Linked DNA regions of Mus musculus: region 1 is linked to region 2. Evidence: chromatin loops called from intact Hi-C (ENCODE). Cell type or tissue: left cerebral cortex. All regions are shown on one strand.

Region 1 (4,000 bases), 50 kb before region 2:
CAAGCTCCGGGCAAACATAGGCCTTGTTCACTCCAAAGTGCCTTTGAAGGAATTTGATCATAGTAACTGCAAAACAGAGGGCTGGGCTGACCAGGTATGCCGGGCTTTTCACTACAGTTAATACAGCTTTTCATTTTACTTCTAGGTACCTACATGTCAAATAAACATGAATCCCTTTAATACTTTTTTGCCTCAATTGTACTTCTCACCTCAATCATCAATGGTGATAATCTGTTACTGACCCATCTACTTAAGGAGATAGTAGTATTGGAAGTCAGATCTTAACATGTCCCTGCTTTGAGAGACTGGGCCTCATGCCTAGGATGCCATCTTATTCTGCAAATAATTGAGGAAATAAGTAAATTAATGCTCACTAAGCAAAAAGGAAGAAGAGGAGGAGATCTGATCTGTTGTCTCACAGTGTGCTCTATTCCAGAGAGTTAACTAGTGTCACGCTGTAAAGGTTTCAAGTCTGGCTGTTCTTTTTCTTTTCCCAGAGCCTTTGTGGGGAGTCTCTCTGATCTTTTTCTGTCTTGCCTTTTGCCAGTGAAAGATCTAGCTTTTGAATTTCTCTTGACTTCATAATGCCCTTCCCGGGTGGTAAAGTATAGCCTTGAATAGAAAGTCAAAAGGTACCAGGTAGATAGCAGCTCACCTGTATGGGGCACCTTTCACCTTCAGACACTTAACTGTTGATTCCTGGCAGAAGCATGGAAGACTTTGTCCTGAGTTCTTCCTTGGCTCTGAGCCAGAAGGCATGGATGGTGGAGAATCTATCCACCAGCCTGAACATAGTATCACTTCCCAGTAGATAAGAAGGAAGGCCTGTGTCAAGTGTTTCAGAACCATTTGGAGCTGGCTCCAGATAGGCACGGTTCAGTAATTGCCAATGTGGACCCCAAGTTCCATCCTAGGTGCATCTGTTAGATACATGGCTGTTGCCAAGACCTACAGGTTGGTAGCAGGTGACAGGGTGGAAAGACACAGGTCGTGGAGTCAGAGACTGAGAGTTGAGCCTCATAAACTCAGTAGCTAGCTTGAGGAAACATTGAGTCTTCTTTACAAAAGCTAGGATTTCTCTTTGAGTTTTTGAAGACCAAGTAAAACACCTAAGAGTGTGGCCTTGAAGTAAGTAGGCTGGACCAGTGTAGCTTCCTGCCATCACCTGGGACCTCCAGGGCTTTGAGAAAGTGGTTTCCTAGCCTCCTCCTGATCCTTGCAGGAACTCCAGCCAGACCCATCCCTGAAAAGGGAGGTATCTAACAGGAACCCACTTCCTTTTCTGTCTCCAAACTTCTCTACTTCTCCTGCTGTATTCTACTTCCCTTCTTTTTAAAGAAATCAATGATCTATGCAAGTTTATTTCAATGGTAAGCCCTTGTTTATTTATTCTTTCAGTCTTATTCCTGAAAGCCTTCAGCTTCCTCTATCATATTTATTATCGTTCCCTTGCCTCCTCACCCTCACATTCCCAGTGTCCCCTTCTGGTGATGCTTTCTTTCTCTGTGTAATGTCAGTTATCCTTACTCAAGTGAGTCCCTCACCGCCTGGCATCTGTGTTCTCTGTGTTCTTAGCTCTCGCACTCCTTGCTGCCTTCCTTCCCTTGCAGTCTGGTTTTGGCCTCTACTGTTTTACTTTAAGTGTCTCTGGAAGCTGCCAGGTAGCCTCGTGTTCACCTTCCTTGGCTTTATATGACATTTAATATAAACATGCATGCCTTGGAGATTTTCCTGTCTTAGCTGATTCCTCCTTCCCTTTTATACCTCTATTTCTCAGTGTCAAGAAATGATTACTAATCTATCAGAAGCCATTTATATTCCCAAATATTACCTACAAGTGTCTTCTTAGAACCTCAAAGTCAGTTTGTCCAAACTTGCTTTCTTTTTCTGTATTCACAGTTAGCCCTTCTTCTGTTGCTGTTGCTGGAAGGACAGTGTCTTTATTTTCTACCAAGTCACCAAATTGATTTAGTCCATTTTGGCTTCCCTTAGATCAGTACCCATTGTCCAGTCCCTGGAAATACCATTGAAGGATCCATAACTAATACGTTCTGAGTGCTTTCTGCATAATAGATACTGATAGCCCTCTGTGCAGTCCTTGTAACAGCCCTGTGGAATACACACCATTACTAAGCTCTAGTTAACATGTCAAGAAAGTGAGGCTCAGAAGTTAAGTCACTAGCAATGGGCTTTCTGGCCAGTAAATGTGCTCTTATGGTTTGTAGTTCTGTTTGTCTATATCTTGAGTCTTACTGTGTATCACAGACTGGCCCCAAAATCACAGTTCTGGAACTATGTGTTCTACCATACTAGATCTGTAATACTTGAACTGCTCTGTATCCTGCAAGTATTTTTCATCATTTATAGTTATTATGATCATTGCATTGCATTAGTAAGAAGTATCAAATGTAAAGTTCTTGTTACTCAAAATATGTTGAAATAATTACTGACATTTCATTCCGTCATATATAGTTTATTATGTCCAGTCATATTTCTAAAGAAAGCAGCAGTAGCTAATAAGTAAAATTACATTTGTAACACGTGGCTATAGAAATATGGGCATCCTACACACACAGGAGATAGGAGTTATTACAGATGTATTTCAAGGCATAGGGTCTGGGATATGTGGAAGGTACTGTGACTGTGATTTTAGCTTTTAGTGTTTACAGCTGTGCAGTTCATGCAGCTCACTCCTAGCTTAGAGCAGGATGGAACTGGGCAGGAGTGAGCGCAGCAGGATACCTACAGCATACACATACATAGTTTTTGACAATCTGATTTGATTGTTTTCTTTTGATTTGGTTTGGTTATTTGTTTTTTTTTCAAGACAGGATTTCTCTGTGTAGCCCTGGCTGTCCTGGAACTCAGAAATCCGCCTGCCTCTGACTCCCGAGCGCTGGGATTAAACTGATTTGATTCTTATGAATAAAAGTTATCAGTAGGTATGTGTTTCAGGAAAGGGAGCAAAGACTAGCTAAGAGGAACAGTGTTTGCCTCCCTGGTACAAAAAAAGGAAAACAACAAAAAGATGAGAAAAAAGGGAAGATGCCAAGGAACAATGAGACAAGTTTGAGATTAAAATGAGGTTAGCCGGGTGTGGTGGCGCACGCCTTTAATCCCAGCACTTGGGAGGCAGAGGCAGGCGGATTTCTGAGTTCAGGGCCAGCCTGGTCTACAGAGTGAGTTCCAGGACAGCCAGAGTTACACACAGAAACCCTGTCTCAGAAAAACAAAACAAAAAAAGACAAGGTTTTGTTTGGATTTAAGTTTTTCCAAATTCCTTTCAGATTGTTCTACAGTGGGAGCGAGTGAGCGTGGAAGCCGTGCGGCAGCGGAAAGATGTGGAGCCTCGAAAGGCAGCTCAATACTTCTGTGAGAAATTCTATGTTTTGAAGTTTTTGCTCTCGGGTTTTTACACTCTTAAAATAATCAGCCCATCTTCTCTCTGTAGGAAAGTTAATTGTAGCAGTATTAACTTACTATGATCACTCAGACAAGTCATTCCCTCAGCATAGCTCATGCTGCAAGCACCGCCATCAGGAAGGCTGTTGCTTATTACTTATTTGTATCTGTCTCACTCCAAAGAAGACTTACGGTGGCACAAAAGAAAGCAGAGCACAGACAGTGAGTGTCACCAACAGATGGGAGCAGGACTAGGAATGCTGTTCAGTGACCAAGGGCTCCTTGCATGGGCAAGGCCATATATTCAGTCTCAAACATGAGAGGAAAAAAAAAGACTTGTGAGCCAGGTGCCCTGCAGGATACAGGTGGGTTTAACAGAATGCAGTGTTTATGTACAAGGGAGTGTGATCCAGTCTTAGAAAGCAAGGACATATGGGATAAAAAGATGGTTTTCTCAGTGGTTAAGAGTGCGCATGCTCTTCCAGAGGACCTGAATTCAGTTTACAGCAGCCACATGTGGTGGCTTACACCACCTGAAACTCCAGCTCCAGGGCACCCAATATCTCTGGCCTCCTGGATGCCTCCATTTATTGCACAT
Region 2 (4,000 bases):
GCAATTCTAATCTTATGTTCTTATTTTATGACATACTCACAAATGTATAACACTTATAAAAGAAAACTATCAGAAGGAACTTTATGTTCTCTAACAAGAGGCTGCTTTAGTTGGGCGTGACAGCTCAACCCTGTAATTCTAAAATCAGGAGCTTCAAGGCCTTCATCTATATAACAAGTTTGAGGTCAACCTGAACTATGTGAGATCTTGCCCAAAAACAAACAAACAAAAAACCAACCCCCAAAACAGGGGCTTTTGATACCACAATGTATATGTATGGAATATCATATAGTGAAAGAAGATAAGCTTTTTGTGCTTATATTAACCAAAACCATTTGCACATCCTTGCACACATATAAAGTACTCCAGCATGAGTAACCCTGGCTGCACAGTGGAGAAAAAGCCTTGTTCCCATGGGAGCATCTGCACCCGTGTCCAGTGCAAAGGACAGAGACACACCCTCCGAGTTGTAAACACTGTACCTTGAGCTTCATACAGACTATATTGCTTATGCACAATATTGAAAAATTATTGTCTAAAACGAATTAATTAAAAACATTTTATCCGGGCTGGAGAGATGACTCAGCAGTTAAGAGCACTGACTGGTCTTCAAGAGGTCCTGAGTTCAAATCCCAGCAACCACATGGTGGCTCACAACCATCTGTAATGGGATCTGATGCCCTCTTCTGGTGTGTCTGAAGGCAGCGATGGTGTACACACATACATGAAATAAATAAGTAAATCTTAAAAAAACAAAACAAAACAAAACATTTTTTCCTAAAACTTAAGATCCAGCAGGGCATGGTGGTAGACGTCTTTAATCCCAGCACTTGGGAGACAGAAGTAAGTAGATCTCTGTGAATTCAAGGCCAGCCTGGTTTACAAAGCGAATTCTAGGAGAGCCAGAGCTGTTATACAGAAAAACCCTGTCTCAAAAAACCAGAACAAATGAGTGAATAGACATAAAACTTAAAATCCTTTCCCCAGGACAGAGTTTCCGAGGAGGAGGAAGAGGAGATGACGCAGTAGAGGCTCTCGGGAGCTAGGCTCTGGGAAGCGGTTGGTACTCAACCCTGTATGTACCTGTGAACTACTGAACTACTAATGTAGGAAGATGACAAGATTTCCATTTAGAAAGAAAGATAGCCAGACCCAGGATAAAGAAAGAACTAGAAAGGGCTGAGTTGAAAACAGTCTAAAAGTGAACTGAACAATACAGATGACTGACGGCAATGATGATTCGAGGCGGTGGCAAAGGCGCTCAAGAGAGGGACTCCAGTATCACCTTCTCTTAAGCCAATTTAGGGTTTTGGGGGGTTTTTTTGCTTTTTTTTTTTTCACATGTAAAATGGAGGTACCTCACTAGACTCTGACAAAAAACAAGATGAGATTACAGATATAATATTTTATAGAAAAATATTTTCAGAAAGCATTCCGGTAATTTTTCCATCTGCAAACATAATGCTGATGAATGGAAACTAAGTGTAAAATCTAACAGTAAAATAAGACCACGCTTGCAATGACCATGTTGAATAACCCAAGTCGAAGCACATAAGCAGGCAGCCAGGAAAGGCAGGATTGTGTCTTACTTGTTCTTGTCTCAGTTCAGCAAATGGCAACTGATCCTGGCAGCCAAGATGACAAGCATACTGCTCATCAGGTTGGGAATATGCTTCTGTGCACGCTGGAAGAGGAAACGACAAATTCTTAGAAAGAGGGGAGGGGGTGAAGACAAAAGCTGCAAAAGAGAGAGATCTGGCATACTTCTAGGACTGGAAAGACACAGACATACTTCAGTATTTCCTCTCCGTGAGCAGCCAGACTTGGCAAAGGCAGAAGAGACTTTAATAGCATTCTTTCATCTCTCGCCTACAAGTCCAATGTCTCATGAACGAGCGGATTCATCTCAGACCCGGGCTCTGGCTATATGATGACATTCACGTAAGGTATACTCAGCTGGAAAGTTTGTGGAGAAGGGAGAAACAGACTGATGTCCCTATGATGTCACTGCAAGTTGAAACCCATCATCTTGGCTGTAGCCTTCAATCTGGGCTGAGGGACTAAACCTCTGACTGCTGATTTTTCTAAGCCTCCATCCCCCCACCCCCACCCCCGGACCTTATATGAACTAGACAAGTATTCAACCACTGAGCTGTATCTCTAGCTCTGTTTTTATTTTGGGACAAGGTCTCCCCAAGTTGCCCAGATTGGCTGTGAACTCACTCTGTAGTGCAGACAAGCCTTGAACCTTCCTGCCTCAGCCTCCCAAGTAACTAGGAATACAGACTTGTGCCACTTAGCCTAGTTTGATTGCTGCAAGTCTGAAATGGAAAGACTACTACCCAATATAAGAATGAGACAATGTTTGTCAGTTATTTATATAAATATTTGCGATTATTCAGTTGAGAAACAAAGGCATCAATATGGCAAGGGGGAAATAAACTAATTAGTCTATTATGCTAAATTCTAAGAAAATAGAAGCAGAAAATGTTCTGCAATGAGGAATTTTAAAGGCTGAACAGGGCTGGGGCTGTGTAGTAGGCTGGGGCACAGCACTGGCCTGGCATACACTAGGTCCTGGGCTCCATCCTCAGCACTCCTAAGACAAGAAGCAGCTGAAACGGGCTGTCAGACACACTTGAATCCTCCAGTTCACTGCTTCTCACTCAGGTAAGTAACATACTTCTCAGAGGCTCTAGATAAGCTAACATAGCACTATGAATATATAAATATGGCCAGTGAGGAGCCTGAGCCACAAAAATAAGGTCACAATATCACACAATAGTGTGAGAGCCACCTCAGGGAACAGCTGTGTCCTGCCACATGGAGTATACTGTGTGTGTTGGGGAACACAGACAAGATTCCATTACTGTTCTTTACAAAGGTAAATGTCCCCTGTGTCCTGACTGTAGGTGTCTTTTATTAAACACGTCTCTTTCACCAAAAGGTAAGAAGAGTGGTTAAGTGGTGACAAAGCCTCGGGTTATTTTCGCTGGCATGACTGATAAAGAATACTCTAAAACACTTCAGAGTCAAAGGCCTGATTCAGTAAAAACCTTGGAGCTCTGTCAACCAGCCGACTGATGGAGAGGCTCAGGGAAATTATACCATCCATGAAAAGGTAGTGGTGAATTATGAGTTGTATAATTACCTCTGCATTTGTCTAAACAGAATGCTTGGTTAAACAAAGGAATCCTATCCACAGCACAAAATAAACACTGTCTCATCACAGATGGATTAAAGCCAATGCCATTTTTAGCAGCCTCTATTAAAACTCTAATTTTACAGTTACAGTATGGTGGGTGACTAGTTTAAACAGGATGTCTACCTTTTCTAGGAAAAATACATAAAAAGCATAACTCAACTCAAAGAAAGCCCCAAAGTTATGCATGGCTGACGTCATTAGCATAGCCTCTTACCAGATTCACATTCCAGCTTGGTCCGATTTAAATCAAGCCCATCATCCACAAACTGGCAAATTGAAAACAGCCTGCAGCCTCTCTGGCATGCGTATAACTCCTCTTCCTGGGAAGTTCAAGAACAAAGAAGATTACCAAAAAATAAGATGTTTCTTTCAGCTGGAAAAAAAAGTCAAGAAGAAAGCAGAGTTAAGTGTTTGTTTTAAACCATACAATAAGTTTTGTACTAAAAGAGAAAAGTTTTAGTTCCTAATTTGAATTATTTGTTCATAGACGTGGTCTCTCACACACTAGGTTAGTTTCTACCTCCCTGTGCAATCAATGATGACCTTGTACTTTTGTTTTTAAAGAACTTTATTTTTATTTTATGTATTTTGCCTGCAAGTATGTCTGTGCATCACCTACATGCAGTGTCCATGGAGGTCAAAAGAGGGCATCTGCTCCCCTGGAACCAGAATTACAGGTAGCTGTGAACTGCTATGTGGGTGCTGGGATGGAATGTGGGTTCTCTGGAAAAGCAGCTAGTGCTCTTAGTTCCTGAGCTATCTCTCCAGTTCCTGAGTTTGTACTTTTGATCCTCC

The links. Hi-C counts contacts between places; a loop is a spot of excess contacts. Peaks named below come from ENCODE experiments on the same cell type or tissue, not always from the same donor. Only the 100,000 strongest peaks of a DNase experiment are listed, where the experiment ranks them.
Region 1: a loop joins it to region 2, with 3 times the contacts of the local background. A loop is called at or near these places in 6 of 42 quality-filtered maps.

What each region holds. Positions count from the first base shown.
Region 1 is chr4:107,235,172-107,239,171 of GRCm38, reverse strand. It overlaps Lrrc42 (leucine rich repeat containing 42), which reads left to right. Exons shown (of 8, transcript NM_029985.2): 6 at 1-94; 7 at 3,288-3,372. Among named protein-coding and RNA genes, the nearest start is that of Lrrc42, 16 kb to the left of the region's middle. In left cerebral cortex, no CTCF peak of the experiment used is centred here; no DNase peak of the experiment used is centred here.
Region 2 is chr4:107,185,303-107,189,302 of GRCm38, reverse strand. It overlaps Tmem59 (transmembrane protein 59), which reads right to left. Exons shown (of 8, transcript NM_029565.3): 2 at 3,420-3,525; 3 at 1,590-1,684. Among named protein-coding and RNA genes, the nearest start is that of Tmem59, 8.7 kb to the right of the region's middle. In left cerebral cortex, no CTCF peak of the experiment used is centred here; DNase peaks (open chromatin) are centred at 1,717 and 1,807.